Regions from separate parts of the Homo sapiens genome. Here all the other regions are linked to region 1. A link is an interaction called in ENCODE POLR2A ChIA-PET data of the cell type or tissue named here. Cell type or tissue: OCI-LY7. All regions are shown on one strand. Each heading gives the region's core, and the rest is flanking DNA. Links, peaks and the distances in the headings are about the cores only.

Evidence for each region. ChIA-PET counts read pairs that join two places held together with the same protein. Peaks named below come from ENCODE experiments on the same cell type or tissue, not always from the same donor. Only the 100,000 strongest peaks of a DNase experiment are listed, where the experiment ranks them.
Region 2: POLR2A ChIA-PET joins it to region 1 with 6 read pairs; 5 of 35 experiments call an interaction of 5 or more read pairs at or near these places.
Region 3: POLR2A ChIA-PET joins it to region 1 with 6 read pairs; 2 of 35 experiments call an interaction of 5 or more read pairs at or near these places.

What each region holds. Positions count from the first base shown.
Region 1 is chr15:52,232,454-52,240,568 of GRCh38, forward strand. MYO5C (myosin VC) reads right to left here. Exons shown (of 41, transcript NM_018728.4): 21 at 7,280-7,426; 22 at 5,029-5,193; 23 at 3,217-3,310; 24 at 169-232. It overlaps LOC105370820 (a long non-coding RNA gene), which reads left to right. Exons shown (of 4, transcript XR_007064638.1): 4 at 3,425-4,873. Among named protein-coding and RNA genes, the nearest start is that of MIR1266, 41 kb to the right of the region's middle. In OCI-LY7, for the core only: no CTCF peak of the experiment used is centred there; DNase peaks (open chromatin) are centred at 1,168, 1,748, 2,298 and 2,948; H3K4me3 peaks cover 2,850 bases; H3K27ac peaks cover 3,290 bases.
Region 2 is chr15:52,559,513-52,567,627 of GRCh38, forward strand. The region is part of intron 1 of ARPP19 (cAMP regulated phosphoprotein 19); the gene reads right to left. Among named protein-coding and RNA genes, the nearest start is that of ARPP19, 5.5 kb to the right of the region's middle. In OCI-LY7, for the core only: no CTCF peak of the experiment used is centred there; no DNase peak of the experiment used is centred there.
Region 3 is chr15:52,500,331-52,508,445 of GRCh38, forward strand. The region is part of intron 1 of MYO5A (myosin VA); the gene reads right to left. It also overlaps the pseudogene EEF1B2P1. Among named protein-coding and RNA genes, the nearest start is that of MYO5A, 24 kb to the right of the region's middle. In OCI-LY7, for the core only: no CTCF peak of the experiment used is centred there; DNase peaks (open chromatin) are centred at 3,651 and 4,981; H3K4me3 peaks cover 2,060 bases; H3K27ac peaks cover 3,598 bases.

The sequences.
Region 1 (8,115 bases), core at 998-5,997:
GTACACATTGTGGAACTTAGCTCTCATAAATCTCTAATCTCACTTCCTAAAAACAGTCACACCCCACTTTCTTGTATCTGTGTCTGCTATATGCAAACTGAGATGGAAAATATAAAACAGCACAGACAGAAGAAAGAAAGTAGCTTTAAGGCAAACTAGATTCCATACATTCTTTGCCGTTCTTCCTTTTGTACATCATCAAAGAGCTGCTTGGTGAGGTTGTCCATTTTTTCTGTAAAAAGAGAATGCTTTTTGAGATATGTCTGCCAAATCAATGCCTTGATTGTTTCATGTTATGTTTAAGAAAGTGAGAATGTCAGGACAATCATGTGATGTTTATTATTAACAGGACTTACAATGAGAGTATAGCTCATTTTTTATAAACAAGAAATAAAGATGAGGGGGTTTCAAAATAATAATTCTCACAAATTTGTCAGATTGGAATTATCAATAAATAGTTTCATTTATAGTACTTTTGTTGGTCTGTTATTTATTAAAGTAGATATTGGCTTTGAGACAATGAATATTATTAAAAATAAATAGAGGCCGGGCGCGGTGGCTCACGCCTGTAATCCCAGCACTTTGGGAGGCCGAGGCGGGCGGATCACGAGGTCAGGAGATCAAGACCATCCCGGCTAAAACGGTGAAACCCCGTCTCTACTAAAAATACAAAAAATTAGCCGGGCGTAGTGGCGGGCGCCTGTAGTCCCAGCTACTTGGGAGGCTGAGGCAGGAGAATGGCGTGAACCCGGGAGGTGGAGCTTGCAGTGAGCCGAGATCCCGCCACTGCACTCCAGCCTGGGCGACAGAGCGAGACTCCGTCTCAAAAAAAAAAAAAAAAAAATTAAAAAAAAAAAAAAATAAATAAATAAATAGAAACCCTTTGGGAAGAAAATGATCCATTTGTGACAAGGTTTCTCGGTCTTGGCACTATTGCTACTTTGGGCTGGATAATTCTTTGCTGTGGAGAGGGGCTGTCCCACGCATTGCAGGATTCTGAGCAGCAACCCTGGCTTCTACCCTCTAGAAGCCAGTAGCACCTCTGCTCCAGTTGTGACAACCCAAATTGTTTCCAGACATTGGCAAATGTCTGGGGGGTGAGGTGGCAGCAAAGCTGAGAACCACTCATCTGTGATAACCAAGAAAATAATCAAGTGTCTGTCTCTATCTGGGAAAGAGGAAGTACAAAAAAGGCAGCTGTTAACACTGAAATACAAGAGTCGCAAACACAAAGTCTGCAGGCCGAAGGGCAGGACGTTCCATGGCTATGACAACCCCACATTCCCAACACACCCATATGCCACAGGGGCCATCAAAATGGGAGAATGGCAGTGCAGCCCCTCAAATGGTGATGTCCCTATTTGCACTAAGCTGATATCTCATCCTTGAGCTCTACCTCACCTCTGAGCCCCACCCCAGAAGGAGTCCTCGGGGTGCACCGTCGATAGCAATTCTCCAAATTACTTTTTTTTTTTAGCCAACAGTTTAATAGTTTGTCTAACATAGTGCCAAATGTTTCTGAATCAAAATGACTGCTTCAGAACGTTGTAAGGCAGCCAGGAAATACTGGGGGAAATGCTCAAGCTTTAATTTAGAAGCCAACACGTTTTATATAACCTCAATTTTCAATTAACCAAAAGCATTGGCTTTAATTCTGGTGCTTACCATCTTAGGCCATTTGCAGATGCGCTAAAGAAGCTGCTCGAATGTGATTTACTTCTCAAGAGGAATGGGATTATGTCCATGTTAAGTTAGAATCTCAAAAAGGAGAAACAGCATTTGATAGCATCCCTGGGTCTTAGGTCACAAGCATAGGTAAAGGTTGGTGCTATTCACAAAACACTGTTTGCCATGTCGGGGGAGGCGCACAGGATAATCAGTTTATAAATATTACATTGAAAGTTTTCATGGACTTTTTGGAAGAGGATGTAAAATTATTCACCCAAACATGACATGGTCTCAGAAACATAATTTTCAGGTTATATTCCTGAGAATTTAAATGCCCTTGTGGGAAATTCTATTTGAAGTTAGGGGGGAAAAAAGCCAAAACAACCACCCAAGAGGAGTGTGCTGTAATAAAAAGGGTGGAGATGAGGAAACCCTTTCCTAACTCAGGTTCAAGGTTTACTCCCGGACCTCTGACATGCTCCTGTTCATCTCTGACATTCACATGGCTTCTGTGCCCACACCATCAGCCCTACAGAGACAGGGTGGAGGGCACGCAGCACCTAGAACAGGAGGGCATGGCCTGCTCCTCGTCAGCACCTGCACAGCCTTTCCTGCCCCAGTGCCCTGGTGTCAGGCTGTTTACTCCCTCTTCACCAACATTCGCTCCTCCCACTCTCCGCCCTGAACTCCCAGGGCTCTGCACTCCTCTGGGCCCCATCATATCCACCATTTGCTGGGCTAGAGGTGCGTGTAGAATCCCCAGGCCTGAACCCTCGTGTTCCTGCTGCCCCCACGTTGGAGCTCAAGGAAGAGATCCCTAGGCAAGATCACTGAGAGTGGTGATTTAAACTATCTGGTCAGGGATCACCAGGCTCTGTTGCCTGTTGCCTTTTCTGGGGTACAACAAGTATTGTCAAGTTGAACTTGAGCTGAAAAGCTCAAATGTGTAGAGCTAGGCTAAGCGTAGCTGTTCCACAGCCCTAAAGGAAGTGATACCTACTGGTTCCAGGGTCTGCCCTTCTTCATTCAGGGCAGGACAGTAGCAGAGGACATGGGTGTCACTTAGGCTAAGTAACTCCGACAGATCAGAATTTTTTCTGCAAATCTTTGGTGAGCACCAAACATGACTGCAGCATTACTCTGACTGTACATCAGGATTACCGTAAAGGTTTTCTAAAATTACGGATGTCTGAACCACCTCTGACACCACCACACACGAATGCGCACACACAGACACACACACACCCATTTCCTGATGCAAAAGCTCCGGGCTCATGGTCCGACCATCTGTACTTTGCAAAGGGCCCAGGAGGTTCTGAGGCACAGAGAGGAAATGCTGTGCTGTCTGACAAAAGACAGAAATAAAACAGACGAATCTGTAGGGCAAAGTTACCACGACTTAAATATGGCTATTCCTTGTGAGCAAAAATTGCCTCACTAAACTAAGTGTACACCAGAGACCCCTGGTTCTAAAACTGGTCAACCCCAGTATTGTTTACTGAGTGACTAAATCAGTGAATGTCTGGATTTGTGCCCCCCAAGCTTTACCTTTTAACTCTTCAGTCTTCTCTTGAAGCTTCAGCTGTATTTGTTCTTTCTGTGTTTCCAGTTCTGAATTATGCTTCTGAAGCTTTGCCAATTTCTAGCAGAGGGAAGGGGGAAAAACAAACTTTTTTGAAAACCTCACTTCAAGTTGTCACCATTGCCTTTCTTCACAAAAAGATGTATATTCTTAAATTAGTTTATTTTTTCTCAGCTCCTGTCTATAGATAACAGCGAGCACCAGCCACTGTAAGACGCTGCCATTTGTTTCACATGCAAGAGCTCAACGTGACTTCAAAGGTGACACTATTCCCGACCTGGCCAGCAATGACTGAAACAAGGAGAAAGGACACATTCAAGGGCTCCTCAATGTCAAGGACATACTTCTTCCTTTTGTCGAGCTTCTCAATAGCCAGGGGACTTTATATGTCGAATATGCTATGATTACACAGTTGATGGCGTAAAGGGGATTCACACTTTGCAACTGTTATGACTCAGGAAGGATGTGTGAGCACAGCAGGATTCCTATCATTTCAACTTCTCCTGGTAAAGTGTCTGCTGGGCTGGCAGCAGGCCCCGTGGTGCTGACTGATGGTGACTGGCAGCTGGCGATGCCCACGGCAGCAGTGTTGGTGCACCCAGCACCGGGTCATGGGGAGGGCAAAGGGATGTCTTCTGGGCCTCCAAGCCACCAACCCTGGGTGCTAGGACTTTGAAAATGCAGCAGAGGCTGGGCACGGTGGCTCACACCTGTAATCCCTGCATTTTGGGAGGCCAAGCGGGGGTGGATCACTGGAGGTCAGGAGTTCGAGACCAGCTTGGCCAACATGGTGAAACCCCACCTCTACCAAAAATACAAAAAATTAGCCGGGCGTCATGGCGCATGCCTGTAATCCCAGCTACTCGGGAGGCTGAGGAAGGAGAATTGCTTGAACCCGGGAGGTGGAGGTTGCAGTGAGCCGAGATTGCGCCACCGCACTCCAGCCCGGATGACAGAGCAAGACTCCGTCTAAAAAAACAAAAAAAAAACAAAATGCAGCAGAGTGGATGATAATAAAGATCACCTTCTTAGAACACACTAGCTCACACTTTTGCAGGGACTCACCATAGGCATTTGGCTACATTATTTCATCTGACCATTTTATTCTCACAACAATTCTGTCAATCTCTTTTTGTTATTCTCATTTTATATAGGAGGAAACTAAAATTCATTATGGTAGGCATTTGGCTAACGTATTTCATCTGATGATTTTATTCTCACAACAATTCTGTCAGTCCTTTTTTGTTATTCTCATTTTTTTATATGAGGAAACTAAAATTCAGAGAGGGTAAGGGACTTTAGCCAAGGCTGCCCAGCCAGACAAAGGCAAGATTTGAATCTAGGGCATCTGGTTTTTATGCTGACTGCTCTTTTCACTACACCAGAGATGAAAACCCTACCCTAGCTTTGCATCGCTGTTCAGGGGAAGACATTTCCAGGGCATAGACCTTAAGGACAAGTGATAGGAGACCAAGGTCATCCTGGAAGAAAGGGAGGCAGCCAGCCAGGGCTCTTTGGGCCTGTCATCATTTTGCAAAACTTGAAAGAAAGAGAAAACCTATGTTGCATTTCTCTCATTATTAACCTCCTCCCTTCCCCTAGACTCTAATCCTCTGATCTCGCCTTTCCTAAAAGGTAGGCTCCCTTTGGTAATGGAAGTTGATAGCAAAATCTGATTTGCTCTGCAGAAATCCACTTCATAGGAAAAGCTGGCAGCGCTCATCTTTTTCACAGAGAGTCCGCATATTTCCATCCCGTCTCACACGCCCGCAGCTGACCTCTTCCACAGCATCCCTGTATCTCTTCCCCTTCTCCTCGTAATTTCGCCTGTGAGTGGCTGCTTTTTCTAGTTCTGCTTCCAGCTTCTGAATCTTTTCCACATCCCCAGCTCGAAGAGCAGCCAGGCTAGTCAGCTTCTCCACCAGCCCATGGTTTTCTTTGTTCTAGAGAAAAGAAAATTCAGATGTTTAGAGGTTAATCCAAACAAAGATGCTGTTCCATTTAATTCTCATAGCCTTTGACACAGCATCCAAATTTGAGAGGTTGCTTTATGCTGATCACACTTATCACTGCACTGACATTTGTTAGCATCTTCTTTGTGGTGAAACAGTATGGCAGATCTTGCTGGGTACACATCTTCCCAAACTGGTGGCTATTTTAATGTGGGAAGTTTCCAATTCTGGCAAACCAGGACAACCCTAGTGTTATGAACTGTGCCCCCCGCCAAAATTCATTTGTTGAAGTCCTAACCCCTGAATTTAGGAATATCGCTGTTTTGAAGACAGGGTCTTTAGAGAGGGAATTAAGGTAAAACCAGCCCTCAGGGTGAGCCCTAGTCCAATAAGATTGGCGTCCTTAGAAGAAAAGGGGATTAAGACACAGACACAGGCATGGAGGGAAGATCATGTGAAGACAGAGGGAGGTGGCAGCCATCTACAAGCTAAGGAGAGAGGCCTCAGAAGAAACCAACCCTGCCAAAACCTTGATATGGGACCTCCAGCCTCCAAAACTGTAAGACACTAAATTTCTGTTGTTTAAGCCACCCAGTCAGTGATACTTTGCTATGACAGTCCTAGCAAACTAACACACCTAGGACAGAGCTCAGGCAGCGTTGGGACTCCCACCAGGCATTGCTCCTGGCCGGCTGCGGCTATTTTTAAGTGCTATTCTGCACAAGCTGTGTAGCATGCAGGCTTGTTACACAACAGCACAATGAGGGAAACCCCACCAGACACCAAGTCTATTTCTTCACCCACTCACCCTTTCATTCAGGACCCCTATGATATAGCTTAAGGCTAAGTTTAAAGCTCACCTTAGGAGAGCCTCAGAATTAGTGGAGACAGGCCTGGGAGTGAGTTTTACGGATCTAGACACTGTGTGTTCCATAGCCCTCCCCACCAACTGAGAGCATATGGATGTTTCTTTTCTTTTCTTTTCTTTTTTGCCTGTTTTTTGAGATGGAGTCTCGTTCTCTGTTGCCCAGGCTGGAGTGCAGTGGCGCGATCTCGGCTCACTGCAAGCTCCGCCTCCCAGGTTCATGCCATTCTCCTGCCTCAGCCTCCTGAGTAGCTGGGACTACAGGCGCCCGCCACCACGCCCGGCTAATTTTTTGTATTTTTAGTAGAGACGGGGTTTCACCATGTTAGCCAGGATGGTCTCGATCTCCTGACCTCGTGATCCACCCGCCTCAGCCTCCCAAAGTGCTGGGATTACAGGCGTGAGCCACCGCACCCAGCTGGATGTTTCTTTTCTTTTGTTTTTTTCTGAGATGGAGTTTTGCTCTTGTTGCCCAGGCTGGAGTGCAGTGGCGCCATCTTGGCCTACTGCAACCTCTGCCTCCCAGGTTCAAGCAATTCTCTTGCCTCAGCCTCCAGAGTAGCTGGGATTACAGGCATGCATCACCACGCCCGGCTAATTTTGTATTTTTAGTAGAGACGGGATTTCGCAATGTTGGTCACGCTGGTCTCGAAGTCCCAACCTCAGGTGATCCGCCCCCCATGGCCTCCCAAAGTGCTGGGATTACAGGTGTCAGCCACCACGCCCGGCCTTGGATGTTTCTTTTCATACCAGTGGGAATGGTATGGGGAATCTTCCCAAACTAGGCAGGGCTGCAGCTAGACCCTAAGGCACCTGTGGGAAAATTAGAAATGGCAGCTCCTCTGAGCTGATGTCATCCCAAGGCAGCACGCTTGGCATGCGGACAGCATCTTTGAGCAAATTAGGAGGTACCTTTGCCTCAAGGCAACACAACTTCACACAGGAACACCTGCCTTGGCAAGCGGAGCCAGGCTGGATCTCAGCCCCACCTGCCCTCTGAGGTAGGCACACTTGTGCAGTATACAACTATACAACCTACACCACCATAGCAACCCTTTACAGTGTACTTCTGTTTCCTAGCTCAGGTGGTCCACGTAAACTGAACCTCCTAACATGGCATAAATTTTAATAGCACAGCTAAGGAACTGCTCCAGAACAAACTACAGCCATGTAAGAAAAAGTAAATGTAAAAGATGCACTATGAGCACCTACCTGATCTTCCAACTTTTTCTGCAAACGCTGGACCCTGTAAGTAAGCTGAATATTAAGCACGAATCGTCGGATACTCTGGAATCTGCGTCTGGCCAGCCACGCCCGTGCGTATTTCTGTAGGATCACAGCCTTATGTTCCTCCAGCATCTTTAAAACAAGATTTTGTGAAACATAAACTGGATCCCAAGTGCTTCTCTAACCAACTCCTTCAACACTGGAAGATGCAACTACCACGGTGTAGAAAATGAGTTTCTTCTTGTCAACCTGCACAGCCGTATTACAGCTAGACTTTTCAAACAATAACCAAATCCTACCTGTAGCAGGTGTATATGAACAGACACTCTCATTCTAGAACCCCCTGTCTCCAGGAAGGTCTTTATGCAGAAAAACAGTCTTACTATTGTTGGTAAAAAATGGCATGAGAAACCCATGTCCCAAGAAATTGGTCTCTGCCATAACTTTCTTTTTTTCTTTTCTTTTTCTTTTTCTTTTTTTGGAGAGACTAGTTATTTCAAAAAGATACTTGTCATATTCAACATCAAAACAGTTGCACTAGGGCCAGGCCTATGGCTCACACCGTAATCCCAGTGCTTTGGGAGGCCCAGGAGGGAAGATCGCTTGAGGCCAGGAGTTCAAGACCAGCCTAGGCAACATAGCAATACCTCATCTCTACAAAAAAATTTTAAAAATTAGCCAGGTGTGGTGGCACGTACCTGTAGTCCTAGCTACTCAGGAGGCTGAGGCATGAGGATCCCTTTAGTCTAGGAGCTCAAGACCAGCCTTGGCAATATAGAGACTCATTCTCTACAAAAAAAGAAAAAGAAGAAAAAAGAAAA
Region 2 (8,115 bases), core at 1,133-6,132, 330 kb after region 1:
ACTGAGAATTGATGGGGCAGTCTCCAATATGATTATGCCTTCTCTAGAATTTTGTCAAGGGTGATTTTAGCTATATGTGATTTTTTTCCCTTACTAACATTAGAACCTAACCCCATGTAAGATATGACTATACCATATTCATCACCAAAGCCAGAGAAATAAACATAAATGTAAGATTACCAAGTTTAATGTAGGAAGGCGGGCTGAGTCACTGCACAGCTTCGATGTGGCTCAGCCCTCACTGCAGATATCTACTGCAGCCCAAGGGTGTTCTCAGTGCTGCAGTTTAGAAGTGGATGTGGGAGGAGAGGCCTACTCTTGGGTTTCCCTGCACAGCTGGCTTCAAATAATTTTGGCTGAAAAGGATCCCAAGCTAATTGTCACCCTTTAGTCCCTGCACCTTCAAATTAAGGGTGTTACTGGAGTCCTACATTTCCAATAAAAATTCAGCTTTCTTGAGCCTAGGAAGTGAGAGCTCTCCACTTCTTCCTTTGATTTGAAATAGTTCTCCAAGTCTAATAGTTCCCCGAATTCCTTAAAAATTTTTAAAGGAAAATTGTATGTAGGTAGCAACTTACTCTGGTTTCCAGTGTTTCTGCAGGTTTCCTCCATTTGATATATAAAGGAAAATACCTTGTACACAATCCGGGCATTCCCTTATTTTCTTTTTCTTTTTTTTTTGCCATGTTGGCCAGGCTGGTCTCGAACTCCTGACCCCAGGTCATCTGCCCGCCTCGGCCTCCCAAAGTGCTGGATCACAGGCATGAGCCACTGGGCCCAGCCGCATTCCCTTGTTTTCTTAATAAGGAATACATTGATATATCATATTAAGCATGCTTAATTAAATTAAAAAATGTTTGGGTAAAACAGCATCTATGAGCTGCAAATGTCATTTATATTTAGAATGAATTTATAACATGTCTTAGAAAAAAACAAGCCGATTCTTGAACTTTCTTGCCAAATACATAGCACAACTGAAAGCCCCTGCTAGCTGCAACTTCCTAACTGGATTCAGAATTTCAGTTGGATTTAACAGGGGGGAAAAGATGACCTAATCTAGATTTTTAAATGTGGTAAACACCATTAAGACTTCCACAAAAGTTTTCATGAATCCTACAGAAACATTCTACAGAGCTAGGCAGTTCTAGGACCTTAATGATAAGTTAGTTCAAGTGCTTGGACATGCATTAATATTCTGACAGTTACTGAGTTCTTATTAGGTTCTGTCAACGGCATCTATGCCAGATTAAAAGGCATGAGAGAAAGAATCCATTCTGCTCCTGGTGATGCCACCACCAACAGCAGACAGCAGTCGCCCCTGTGAGCTCCTACAGAGGGACATATGGCAGATAAACAGGGGCTCTAGTAGCAGCTACACGACAAGGGAGGCAGACGATGGTGGACTCTGAACAGTACTCATCCTTGCAGGGTCAAAGGCTTTCTGTAATCCTTACCTCTGGAAACACCATCTTCCTCCCTTTTGTTCCTCTATTCCTTCTAATAATTTGTAACCTTATTCCCTAAAAATCATATTCCTTCCTTTTTAAAAACATGCAAAGTGGTTTCTGCTCCTGTCTCCCAACAGGACACTGATAAAAGCAGGTAAAATAAGCGATTTATCCACAGTCATGTTCAAAAATGCAAAATAGAACACAATTTGATGTGACTCCACGTTTCTGGACCTCAAGGGAATTCCTAAACATTTACTTAAGCTAGAATGAAAACAAAGGGGAGATAAGCCAATAGTTATTTATTTGTTTATTTTTTCCAAAAAGAATCACAGAAAGATTAAATCATAAACTAATCAAGCTTTGGGTTAAATAGGTTAGGATGTAAGGGATAAAGGACAGGAATGACTATTACTAAACAAAGAAAATTGGTATATACATACACATATACTGATAACAAGTCAATATTGTAATTTTAATATCTTTATCATGTGGAGTTAAAAAAGAAAAGAATACTATAACAGTACCATATTTTTAGTTTAAGTGTTCTATGGTCCTGTATAATTTAGAAAAGGGTTTATAATCTTAATTTTTACATCTTGTTTAGTTAAGAATGCATGAAAAATTTCAAGGGGAACCAATTAAATAGCAGAAATAAAAAGGAGTGTTGGGGAGAGCAAGAAAGGAAGAAAAATAAAAAAAATTTTAAATACCAAAAAGAAACCAAACATAAGGAGAAACAAATCCCAATATGTTAATAACCACAATAACCATACTGAAGCAACAGACTGTCCATTTAAATCCAGTGGCTGGATTAAGGAAAAAAAAAAAACCTAGCCACTTGTGGAGTACACATTTAAAAAAATCTAAAAACAAGGACATAGGTTGAAAGTAAAAAGACTGAGGGTGGGTGGTGGTGGTAACATACCAGGCAAAAAATCCTTACCAAAACAGAGCTAGTGCAGTGCACCTACTTTTTTTTTTTTTTTTTTTTTTATTAAGATACATGGTCTTCCTATGTTGCCCAGGCTGGTCTAGAACTCCTGGCCTCAAGCAATCCTCCTGCCTTGGCCTCCCAAAGTGCTGGGACTGCAGGCGTGAGCCACTGTGCCACTAATAAAATGGCATGAAAATATACAAAGCAAAAACTGACAGAACTATAGGGAGCAACTGACAAGTCCACTACTATGGAATTCAACACAGCTTCCTCAATTATTGATAGCTATAAAAGATAAAGTAGTTAAGATACTTGATTTTAATTTTACATCTAACAATTAGGGAATGCATAGTCTTCCACAGCACAAATGGAAAAACTGACTAATACTAGGCCATAAAGCAAATCTTAACTATTTTCTTCCAGACCACCATCTATGACTGCAATTCATTAAAGTCAGTAACAACAAAAAAATTATAAATCTCTAATATTTAGAAATTAAAAACATACTTCTAAATAATTCCTGGTTAAAAAAGAAAGCACGAGTATTTAAAAAAAATAGGAGTTCTAGACCTACCCGGGCAACACAGTAAGACCTTGGCCTTTACAAAAAAAATTTAAAAATTAGATAGGTGTCGTGGTAGATGCTTATATGCCTATAGTCCTGGCTGCTTGGGAGGCTGAGGTGGGAGGGTCACTTAAGCCTACCCTGGGAGACAGAGTGAGACCCTGTTTCTTTAAAAACAAACAAACAAAACCCTACACATACCAAAACTTGTCAGGTATAGCAAGTATCTCTCAAGGGCTTATATCAGAGAAGAAAGCTAAATCTCAATGAGCGATGCATCCAATTTAAGAAGTTAGACAAAGAAAGGAGCCCAAAGAAAATGGAGAAATAAAAAGCAGAAATTAATGAAAAAGATACAATAGAAAGGGCCAACAAAGGGGGTGGATATGGCAAGCTTAAGAAGTTTTTTTTTTTTTTTTTTTTGAGACAGAGTCTCACTCTGTCGCCCAGGCTGGAGTGTGGTGGCACGATCTCGGCTCACTGCAACCTCCACCCCTCCCCACGCTGGGTTCAAGTGATTCTCCTGCCTCAGCCTCCCGAGTAGCTGGGATTACAGGTGCCCATCACCGCACCTGGCTGATTTTTGTATTTTTAGTACAGACAGGGTTTCACCATCTTGCCCACGCTGGTCTTGAACTCCTGACCTCGTGATCCATCTGCCTCTGCCTCCCAAAGTGCTGGGATTACAGGTGTGAGCCACCGTGAAGAAGTATTTTTTATGATTCAAATCTGGTTTTGAAGTTTCATTCTCCAAGAAGCCTTTGTGTTACACAGCAATTTTACTACATTTTAAAAATAGATGCTGTAATGTAAATGGATTTACTTAGGTAAGTAGCTTCTAAATTGATAATAGGGTCCGCAGAAGGCAGAATTCTGAACTTTTGGCTATTGGCTACAAGCTGGGAAAGGAACCCCAGGATATGGTAACACAGATACATGTTTACACACAGATACATGTATACGATGTATGTATCCAAAAAACAAAAACAAAAATCTTAAGAACAGTATTTTTAATAATAGTTATTGTCTCGGCATGTGCATTTTTGTGAATTGTACCACTGAAATACATCAGAAATCCTTTCTGTGAATAGGTGGGGTATAAGTTATAAATATATACACGTAAAAAGGACACTCAAATAACTAAGGATTATTTTGTAGTCTATTATACACTGAGCAGAATTATGTCTCAATGACTGATACCACTTTTCAGCCTTCGGCAGAGGAGGGTTATACAGCAACGTCAGCAATAAAAATCTGACCACTCTAAGCAAATTCTCCTCTATCTGCTCAGCAACATGTTGACTGATGCACTGATTGACGAATAACTAGAAAGGATTAATGAAAGCCAACAAATCCTTTGGGATACTGCCAGGAAGGTACCAATACTGTATCAAGCTCTATGGAAAATTACTGTTGTCATTCTATTAAGTCTTTGTTTGCCTAGTGCCTAGCATTTAATGAATGTTCAATAAAAGTTCATTCATCTGAATGAAAAAATACAATGTACTTGTTTCCATAAAGCTATAAAGCTAAGAAACTTTCTTCACACTTGAGGATTTCACCATCAGCTCATCTTTAATATTTTATGTTATAGTAAACACAGCTTCTGGATTAGAAGTTAAGTATTCAAGTCTTGCACAAACAAAAGAAGCAACCCTAACAAACTGTTGTATCGCAAACTGCTAAGACGGCTAAGAGAAACATTTAAAAACTTTTCTGAGGTTTACCTCTAGGCTGTTAGGAATCGATGGTTGCAGAGACCAAGGGAGCATGTTGTGTTCACTCTGAATAGAAATAGAAAACATGGATGAGGCGGTTGCTCACACCTGCAGTCCCAGCTACTTGGAGGCTGAGGTGGGAGGCTAGGTGAACCCAGGAGTTCAAGGCGGCAATATGCTATCATTGTGCCATTGCACCCCAGCCTGGGCGACAGAGTAAGACCCTGTCTCAAACATAACAAAAACATTCTTCAGCCTTTAGGTAACCAAAAGTAGTTGTCAAAAGAGCTCCTGAAAATACCAATATGAACTCCTATTTTTAAAATACTGGAAGCATGGGAAAACAATTTATATCTCTTTATGGTTGATATATTAAAATAATGCAGATAAAGGTTCTTTTCCTCTTCTACCACTCATAAAGGCACCAACCTGTATCTCTTACCTGACAAATAATTTCATTGACAGCTTTCCTGTGGGTATCCTTTCCAAGACATATTAGTTTGGTGAGTCTTATAACCTCTAGAAAACTTGCTATTGAGATCTTAAAAAAAAAATTAAGGCCACAACACAAACGAAAAAATATATACACACATCACTGTAGTTTCGTTCAAGAGTTCTTAAGTGGGTCTAAGCTAAGGTTTTCATCTTACCATGGTCTATTCTTCTCTGTGGTACTAGCATTGTCATTTGTTTTGAAATAGTACTTTGGCAAAGGTTTTAACAGAAAAGTTCTGAGGAAAATCCATTCAACCATTTTGTAAATAATGTCAAGCACAATGTTGAGTGCTGTGAGAGAACAGATATATAAACCAGGGTCCCTGAGCATAAGCTGCTCACAGTGCAATTAAAATTACCATCTTTTTTTTTTTTTTTTTTGAGACAGGGTCTCCCTCAGTCACCCAGTGGCGCCATCAAAGCTCACTGTGGTGCCATCAAAGGTCCCTGTGGTTTTGACCTCCTGGAGGTCAAGTGATCCTCCCCTCAGCCTCTGGAGTAGGTGGGACTACAGGTGTAGATTTATTATTTTAGAGACGGGGTTTTGCTATGTTGCCCAGGCCGGTCTCAAACTCCTGGCCTCAAGCGATCTTCCCACCTTGGCTTCCCAAAGTGCTGGGATTACAGGCAAGAGCCACCCTGTAGGGCCAGAATTATCTGTTTTAAGTTTCCACTTGCCTCTTCTCCCCTCCAGGACTAGTACACATGCCTTAGCTTACTGCTGATAGATTCATGAGATCTGTACTCAAAACTTTTAAATGTTTTGTTTTCACTTCAGTGGTTATCTCAAAGGCAAATATAAGCATATTCTGGGGAATCTGAATCACCACGTTGCATCTAAGTAGTGCTATGTGGGTTCTGCATCTGAGCTTTCTTTGACAAAGACTCAGCAGGTTACTCCAACTGTCCAAGAAAATGAGAAAAGAATGGAGCTGAACTTAAAATGTGATTGTATCTATGACTCTGGAAACTTAGTGACCTCATAGTTTACTCTTAAAAGGGGAACTGAGCCACCACATGGCCTAGGGGAGTGTTTACTTGACAAACTCAAAAACTCCCTCAACTTTTAACAATTGCTGCCATATTCCAAATACATTGGAAATTTAGTTTCAGCAAAATACCAAGCACACAATCAAAAATTTAGACTGGCTTTGTTGTATTTAATCTGTTTTAGTTTAAATTTTATTTTATTTTTTTGAGATGCAGTCTCACTCTGTTGCCCAGGCTAGAGTGCAGTGGCACGATCTCGGCTAACTGCACCCTCCGCCTCCCAGGTTCAAGCAATTCTCCTGCCTCAGCCTCCTGAGTAGCTGGAACTACAGGTGCGTGCCACCACACCCGGATAATTTTTGTATTTTTTAGTAGAGAGGGGGTTTCCCCATATTGGCCAGGCTGGTATCGAACTCCTGACCTCATGATCCGCCAGCCTCGGCCTCCCAAAGCGCTGGGATTACAGGTGTGAGCCACCGTGCCCGGCCAAATTTTATTTTATTTATTTTCTGACACAGAATCTTGTTCTGTTGCCCAGGCAGGAGTACAGTGGTATGATCTCAGCTCACTGCAACCTCTGCCTCCTGGGTTCAAGCAATTCTTATGCCTCAGTCTCCCGAGTAGCTGGGATTATAGGTGTGGGCCACCATGCCTGGCTAGTTTTTGTACTTTTAGTAAAGACAGGGTTTCACCGTGTTGGCCAGGCTGGTCTTCAACTCCTGGCTTCAAGTGATCCACTCGCCATGACCTCCCAAAGTGCTGGGATTACAGCTGTGAGCCACAGCACAGGCCTTTTAAATTTTTAAAAAATATTTTAAAAGTAGCTCACTGTAGCCTCGAACTCCTGGTCTCAAGTGATCCTCCCACCTCAGCCTCCCAAGTAGCTGGGACTACAGGCCTACAGACATGCCACCACACCTGGCTAATTTTTATTTTATTTTATTTTATTTTGTAGAGACAGAATCTTACTATGTTGACCAGGCTGGTCTCAAACTCCTGGCCTCAAGCAATCCTCCTGCCTCAGCCTCCCAAAGTGCCAGAATTATAGGCAAGAGCCACCACGCCTGGCTGTTTTAGTCTTAGAGTGGTATACAAGTTAAGAGATAAGAGTTTATACTTATTTTTTATGTTTGTACATATTGTTTCCTAATACAAGACAGGAATCTATCTGGTTTTCTTCTCTTACCAAGGGTGCACACACCACTCAAGATAGAGAAAGTGACTTAGCTTTTACTCCATGCAAGGCCCAGCTATCTACCTTAATTCTTTAGCGGCAACAGGCAACCTACCAGTAAACTATAAAGGTATTTTTAGCTGAATACTTTGGCTTTAAGTGGAAGGTCAATTGGGTACACAGACAATAACTTAATTTTTTAGGTCATCGAACTGATCTTCCAAATAGAAGAAACAGGTGATTTGGCCCACAGGAACACAGAAGTGACTGTGCACATTTTCTTCATGGTTAGGGACACCATCCACGCCACAGGCACTTAGCATTTACAGCCAATCCTCAATTTAAGAAGGAACATTATATTCCTAACACACTTTGGTTGATTTTAATGACAGCAGCTAAAACCAAAGCACCTTAAATGTTTAATGTAGACAATCAATAAGAGAAAACGTTCAAGCTATCCTTAATATTGTTAAAAGATACATTAGGCTTTTCCAAGTAAAAGTATTTACACTCTAGAAGTCAATACTGCATACTTTGGCAACATACTAACAGAACTTATCAAAGAAAATTACATAGCACACTACTGTGCACCAGAAGTTAATGCTAAGTTTGATGTAAGTGTTTAAGGCAAACCACCACAGACAGGGACTTGTTATTTTTGGGGGCTCCTAAATTTCAAGCAATAATGAACACAATACGCATTTTACAATAAGCAGGTGATACTTAATAATACTGTTAAGATTGCAAACTTTAATATTTGTATTTTTGCCCCCAAAATCCATTTTTTT
Region 3 (8,115 bases), core at 1,133-6,132, 270 kb after region 1:
AATCCTTTGCCCATTTTTTTTTTTTTTTTTTTTGAGATGGAGTTTCGCTCTTTTTACCCGAGCTGGAGTGCAATAGCACGATCTCAGCTCACTGCAACCTCTGCCCCTAGGGTTCAAGTGATTCTCCTGCCTCAGCCTCCTGAGTAGCTGGGATTACAGGCGTGCGCCACCAGGCCCAGCTAATTTTTTGTATTTTTAGTAGAAACGGGGTTTCACCATGTTAGCTAGGCTGGTCTCAAACTCCTGACCTCAGGTGATCCGCCCGCCTCGGCCTCCCAAAGTGCTGGGATTACAGGTGTGAGCCACCATGCCTGGCCTCTTTGCCCATTTTTCAACAGGGAGTTTAATAGGGTTCTTTGGTTGTTTGTCGTTGAGTTGTAGAAATTCTTTATGGATTTTCTTTTATTTGTAGCCTTTCTTAGTACCCTCCAAATCAGTTCATTCAGGTAGCTTTCTCCTTTTCTCTCCCTTCTCTCAAAAAACGTTCTTCTTAGTTCATGCCTAATCCAAGAGGCTAATCCCAACACCAAAAAATGGATCAGGAGTGAGGCATCTCAATTCTAAAAGCATCAAACAATGCTTTAAATATATTATAAAATATATTTAAATATTGTTTGTATTGTGTGTATACACAAAATCAGAAAACTTTTTTTTTTTGAGACGGAGTCTTGCTCTGTCGCCCAGGCTGGAGTGCAGTGGCAAGATCTTGGCTCGCTGCAAGCTCCGCCTCCCGGGTTCACGCCATTCTCCTGCCTCAGCCTCCCGAGTAGCTGGGACTACAGGCGCCTCCCACCAGGCCCGGCTAATTTTTTTTGTATTTTTAGTAGAGATGGGGATTTACCTTGTTAGCCAGGATGGTCTCCATCTCCTGACCTCATGATCCACCCGCCTCGGCCTCCCAAAGTGCTGGGATTACAGGCGTGAGCCACCGCGCCCAGCCAGAAAACGTTTTTTTTTTACTCAAAAATGTCTCTTTGAAATACCTTTGGCCAGGTGTGGTGTCTCATGCCTGTTATCCCACCATTTTGGAAGGCCAAGGAGGGAGGATCGCTTGAGCCCCAGGGCTCAAGACCAGCCTAGGCAACATTGTGAGGCCCCGTTTCTACAAAAAAATACAAAAATTAGCTGGGCGTGGTGGTGTGTCTGTAGTTCCAGCTGCTTGGGAGACTGAGGTGGGAGAATTGCTTTAGCCCAGGAGTTCAAGGCTGCAGTGAGGTATGATTGTGCCACTGTACTCCAGCCTGGATGACAGAACAAATCCCTGGCTCTAAATAATAAAAATAAAAATAAGATAAAATTGAAAAAGGAATATATTTGTTTACACTACTTGAAAAAAGAAAATATTTGTTTTTTTCTGATTATAAAAGAATGTATGTTGATTATAACAATTCAGATATTACATAATTGAATAAAGTATTAATAGAAAATGAAAATCTCCCAAAACCCTCTTGCCCACAGAAAAAAATATTTTAAGCAGTCTAAACAGTCTAGTATAAACTTCCATAACATAGGCATACACACAGACACACACACACATACATATACTACACACACACACACACACACACACACACACACACTGTATTTTACTTTTCTCTATTTAACAATATATCCTAGACATTTATCCATATTAATATGAGATGCTGTTAATTATCTTTTTTAAATAGTGGTCAAGATAGTATTTATATATATAAACTAATATTAAATTTTTGTTTGGGAGGCCAAAGCGGGCAGATCACCTGAGGTCAGGAGTTCCAGACCAGCCAGGCCAGTGAAACCTCGTCTCTACTAAAAATATAAAAATTATCCGGGCATGGCGGCACACACCTGTAATCCCAACTACTCAGGAGGCTGAAGCAGGAGAATTGCTTGAACCTGGGAGTCAGAGGTTACAGTGAGCCAAGATCGCGCCACTGCACTCCAGCCTATGCAACAGAGTGAGACTCCATCCCAATACATATATACATACATACATACATACATAAATTTTTGAAATTCACAAAACCTGACAAAATGGATTCTAATTAGATCAGAAGTACTTCAGGGTCTAACACTGAACAACAGAGAGTAGAGACAAAATATAAAATAAAGCTCGTAATTATTCTGTATCATTTGTACATAAGATCTAAATATTTAATAGTGCTGTAATTGCAGACTTGCCATATTTACCTATAGTGCATTTACAAACTCTCTTTCTCACTCCAAACCAGAAATAATATAACCTCTGACCATACCACATCTATAGAAGTGTCTGATCAGTAAGGCCAGCCATTTCCAAAACTTTTAGTAAGAGAACAGAGAGGATACCAACCTAGTTGACAAATGTAAAAGGCAGATGAACACATACAGGGGTTTGCAAGTGTCAGCCTCCATTTAAAGTAATCAATTCTCTCATTGTGCCATTAGTAAATAACATTTTGGTTGATTTCTTCAGTTACACAAAGAATTAGTGTCTTCCTTTATGATTAAGGAAACAGAGATTGCCTTGTAAGTCTCAGCAAACGATACAAATTTAAGTACAAGTTGAAATCCTGTCATTTGGAGCAACATGGATAGAACCAGAGGTCATTATGTTAAGTGAAATAAGCCAGGCACAGAAAGACAAATATCACATGTTCTCATTCATATGTGAGAGCTAAAAAAGTAGGTCTCATGAAGACAAGAGAGTAGACTGGTGGATACCAGAGGCCAGGCAAGGTAGCAGGGACGGGGAGATAAAGAGAGGTTGATTAATGGGCACAAATATTAATATACAGTTTGATAGAAGAAATAAGATCTAGTGTTCAACAGATCAGTGGGATAACTACAGGTTACAATAATCTACTGTATATTTCAAAATAGCTAACAGACTAATTTGAATGTTTCTAGCATAAAGAAAAAACAAATAGGGAAGGTGATGGCTATCCCAATTACACTGATTAGATCTTTATAAATTATATCAATGTATTAAATTATAACATTACCCGCAAAATATGTACATCTATTATGTATCAATAAAAAATAAATTTAGGCTGGGCATGGTGGCTCACACCTGTAAATGCCAGCACTTTGGGAGGCCAAGGTGGGAGGATCTCTTGAGTCAAGGAGTTCAGGACAAGGAGTTCAGCCTGGGCAATATAGTGAGATGCTGTCTCTAAAAAAAAAAATAAAGAAATTTGCCAGGCATGGTGGCGCATATCTGTAGTTCCAGCTACTCAGGAGGCTGAAGTGGGAGGATCACTTGAACCTGGGAGGATGATGCAGTGAGCTAAGATTGTGCCATTGCACACCAGCCTGGGTGACAGAGCAAGACCATGTCTAGGAAAAATAATAATAAATTTACAAAAATAAATTTTAGAAACAACAAAACTGAATGAAATAAAAACTGAATCAAAAAAATTAAGTAAGTGGAAACTTATTATGTTCGTCTCCTGATATGGTCAAATTTTCTTAATTTCCTAACTACTTTTTTTCCACAAGGGTCCTATGTATTTTCTCACTTCTAAGAGGTATTATCTACCTCTACTTTAACTTTCCATACCAAATGAACAAATTTACCAAACATTTTACCATTAATCTAAAACTTAACAGGAATGGGTTAGCACATGATCGACATTGCTTTACCATCAACTTCACATAAGTGTTCAGAAACCAGGCGGAAGTGAAACCCTAAGTTGAAGGAGCTTTTAACGCTTGCATGAAAATTTTCTAGACCTTCAAAGGCTGTTGCTGCTGTTTCTCCTTCTTTTTTTTTTTTTTTTTTTGCCTTTTTAAATATCTTGTTCTCTTCTTTCCCCCACTGAAATTCAAGAATTTGCAGATACCATAAACTTGGGATATCCTAGAAACAACCATGGTTAGAAAACTGATATGTTTCTACACACTCATCCTTTAATTGATGTCCTCCACCCACTCACTCTTACTCATACCCAGCTAGCTTCTCCCATATTATTGAAACTTCAATCCTTGCCTCTGTCATGTTCAGGTTTCTAAGCCTGGGGAAGATAACACTTTAAAATGCCGTAAGTACAGTGGGAAAGGACTGAGGAGGTAGCCAGAAAACCTAGAAATTATGACTAGGACTGGATTCTTTGGCATTAATACCCATGTTTTGCAATGTCCAAAGCATGACTAGAATTGATCTTTCACCCCCGAATGCTGTCATATTCCCATATTACCTGTATTTCTGTGCCTAAATAACACCATATAGACAAATTCTCCAATTTTATATTAACTTTATTCACATTGAAGCTGCCACATCTTACATTAGGAATGCTTTCAGCTACAAGGAACAGAAAAGTCTGACAGAACGCTGGGCGAGGTGGCTCACGTCGGTAATCCCAGCATTTTGGGAGACCAAGGCGGGTGGATCGCGAGGTCAGGAGTTCAAGACCAGATGGTGAAACCCTGTCTCTACTAAAAATACAAAAATTAGCCGGGCATGGTGGCGGGCACCTGTAATCCCAGCTACTCAGGAGGTTGAGGCAGAGAATTGCTTGGACCCAGCAGGCAGAGGTTGCAGGGAGCTGAGATCGCACCACTGCACTCCAGCCCGGGCGACACAGCGAGACTCCATCTCAAAAAAAAAAAAGAAAAAAGAAAAGTCTGACAGGTAGGTTAAACTCTTAGGAGTTTGTATCCTTAACAAGAAGTCCAGAGAAGGTTATCTCGGGGCTATTCTGGCAGCTCAATAATGTCGTTAAGAACTCAGACTCGGCAGTTCCCATTATCTTCGGGAGCTGTGGAGGTAGGAATTTAAGACAGGCCCATTTTATTAATTTATTTTCAAATGCAACAAAAGGTCCAAGGACAATCTGTGGGCCACTTAATTCAGGGCCCTCAATTCGTACATGGAGAACTCTCAGATACAGCCAAAGCCATGGGTTTTGGAGACCTGAAAAGCCCCGCCGGCCTCCAGGTGCTCAATGATTACCTGACAGACAAGAGCTACATCAAGGGGTATGTGCCATCACAAGCAGATGTGGCAGTATTTGAAGCAGTGCCCCGCCCACTGCCTGCCGACTTGTGTCATGCTCTATGTTGGTATAATCACATCAAGTCTTACGAAAAGGAAAAGGCCAGCCTGCCAGGAGTGAAGAAAGCTTTGGGCAAGTATGGTCCTGCAGATGTGGAAGACACTACAGGAAGTGGAGCTACAGATAGTAAAGATGATGATGACATTGATCTCTCTGGATCTGATGATGAGGAAGAAAGTGAAGAAGCAAAGAGGCTAAGGGAAGAACGTCTTGCACAATATGAATCAAAGAAAGCCAAAAAACCTGCACTTGTTTCCAAGTCTTCCATCTTATTAGATGTGAAATCTTGGGATGATGAGACAGATATGGCGAAATTAGAGGGCGTCAGAAGCATTCAAGCAGACGTCTTAGTCTGGGACTCATCTAAACTAGTTCCAGTGGGATACAGAATTAAGAAACTTCAAATACAGTGTGTAGTTGAGGATGATAAAGTTGGAACAGATATGCTGGAGGAGCAGATCACTGCGTTTGAGGACTATGTGCAGCCCATGGATGTGGCTGCTTTCAACAAGATCTAAAATCCATCCTGGATCATGGCATTTAAATAAAAGCTTGAAAGATTAAAAAAAAAATTTTTCAGACTCTTGGCTGGGCGCAGTGGCTCATACCTGTAATCCCATCACTTTGGGAGGCTGAGGAGGGCAGATATCTTGAGGTCAGGAGTTCGAGACCAGCCTGGCCAATATGGCAAAACCCTCTCTCTACTAAAAAAATATGAAAATTAGGCCGGGCGCTGTGGCTCATGCCTGTAATCCCAGCACTTTAGGAGGCCGAGGCAGGCAGATCACGAGGTCAGGAGATCGAGACCATCTTGGCTAACGCAGTGAAACCCCGTCTCTACTAAAAATACAAAAAATTAGCCGGGCATGGTGGCAGGCACCTGTAGTCCCACCTACTTGGGAGGCTGAGGCAGGAGAATGACGTGAACCCGGGAGGCTGAGCTTGCAGTAAGCCAAGACTGCGCCGCTGCACTCCAGCCTGGGTGACAGAGCGAGACTCTGTCTCAAAAAAATAATAATAATAAAATGAAAATTAGCTGGGCGTGGTGGCACACACCTGTAATCCCAGCTACTCAGGTGGCTGAGGCGTGGGAATCACTTGAACCTGGGAAGTGGAGGTTACAGTTAGCCGAGATCGCGCCATTGTACTCCAGCCTGGGCAACAGAGTGAGACCCTTTCTCAAAAAAAAAAAAAAAAAATTCAGTCCCTTGGCCAGATGCAGTGGCTCATGCTTGTAATCCAGCAATTTGGGAGGACAAGGAGGGCGGATCTCTTGAGGTCAGGAGTTCAACACCAGCCTGGCCAACATGGTGAAACCCTGACTCTACTAAAAATACAAAATTAGCCGGCGTGGTTGCCTGCACCTGTAATCCCAGATACACAGGTGGCTGAGGTGTGACAATCACTTGAACCCGAGAGGGGGAGGTGGCAGTGAGCCGAGATTGTGCCACTGCACTCCAGCCTGGGCTATAGAATGAAACGCTGTCTCAAAATAAAAAAAAGAATTCAGATTCTGTCTTTCTGCTCTACCTTCTTAGCTTGTTAACTTTTCATTCTGAGGCTTGTCACCTTATGATTACAATTTGGCTGCCAAAGACTCCATATATCACATTACATACTTAAGGATGGAAGAAAGAGAGTATATATACAAACAAATGTTTCTATTCCTTTTATGAGAGAAGCTACTTTTTTTTCCCCCTGTAGAGGTCTTCCAGAAGATTTCTGGTTATATCACATTAGCCAGAACTAAATCACACAGCTGGCCCTAACTGCAAGGGAAGTTAGAAAAAGGCATATTTGTCTTCGAACCTCTATAACAGAAGGAGAAATGGGTTTGGAACTGACTTTAGGATTCAAGCAACAGTTTATGACACATGTCTATATTACACATAAAATGCTAATTATGCTAGTTAATTACAACTGGGTGCAGTACCTTTAAAAGCCCTCGTTTAGAATACAGTTCTCCTTTCCAGCAGAAAACTGGTTAAGAATGTTGATGATGGAAACATTAAAAAGGGACTGGAATGAAAGTTACAGCTTTGTCAGATGGTGCTGACATTGCTGAGTTGTAGACAGATTACAATCGAAAGAGTATCCATAGCCAAATCCTAACTAGAATGAAGGGAAAATTTTAATAGTGTACATAGCTGATGTCCTAAAACGTTCCAGAAGCTTTAAGAGTGTGATAAGGGCCTGGTACAGGGACTCACACCTGTAATCCCAGCACTTTGGGAGGCCAAGGCAGGAGGATCACTTTAGCCTAGGAGCAGACCAGCCTGAGCAACATGGCAAAACCCCAACTCTACAAAAAAATACAAAAATCAGCAGGGCATAGTGGCATGCACCTGTAGTCCCAGCCGAAGTGGGAGGATCACTTGAGCCTGAGAGGTCGAGGCTGCAGTGAGCCATGATCCCACCACTACACTCTAGCCTGAGCAACAGAATGAGACCCTGTCCCCAAAAAAAAAAAAAAAAAGTGTAATAACTAGAGATCTATCTAGGGCTACCACTTTTTTAAAATAAGAAAATAGATTTTTATAAATTATTTAAAATAGACAAGCCAATAATGCTACCTAAGAGTTAACATTAAGGGACTCTATTATGATATGCCAAGTACTGGGCTTTACATATATATGTATGTATCTAATCTCTCAACTGCCCTATCAGGAAAGTACATTCACTAACTTGCTTATGGTCACACAAGGAGAAGCTCAACCTAACTCTAGAGATGATGCCCTTAACCATATTACGTTACTGTTTGTTATTTTATTTGTTCTCCTTGGTGTTTCTTATTCATTTTATGTATTTGTTATTTAATCATTCAAATTTGTAAAGTTTAACTCTTGTTTATAAATTGTAAATTGTCTTTCTCTATTTTCTTTTCATAGTATTTCTGGTTCACACAAGTCCTAAAATGGCAAAGCTGTTTCAATCATATCTTTCAAAAACTTAGAATCAGATAATCCAAGTGGATTTTGTAGCTAGTTTTATGAAAACTTTGATAAAATTACAACAAACATTGTTAGGGTTTTATAAGGAAAAAAAAAAAAAGTAGAACTAACCTGACAAAACAAACCACCAAAAAAGGCATCACAACACA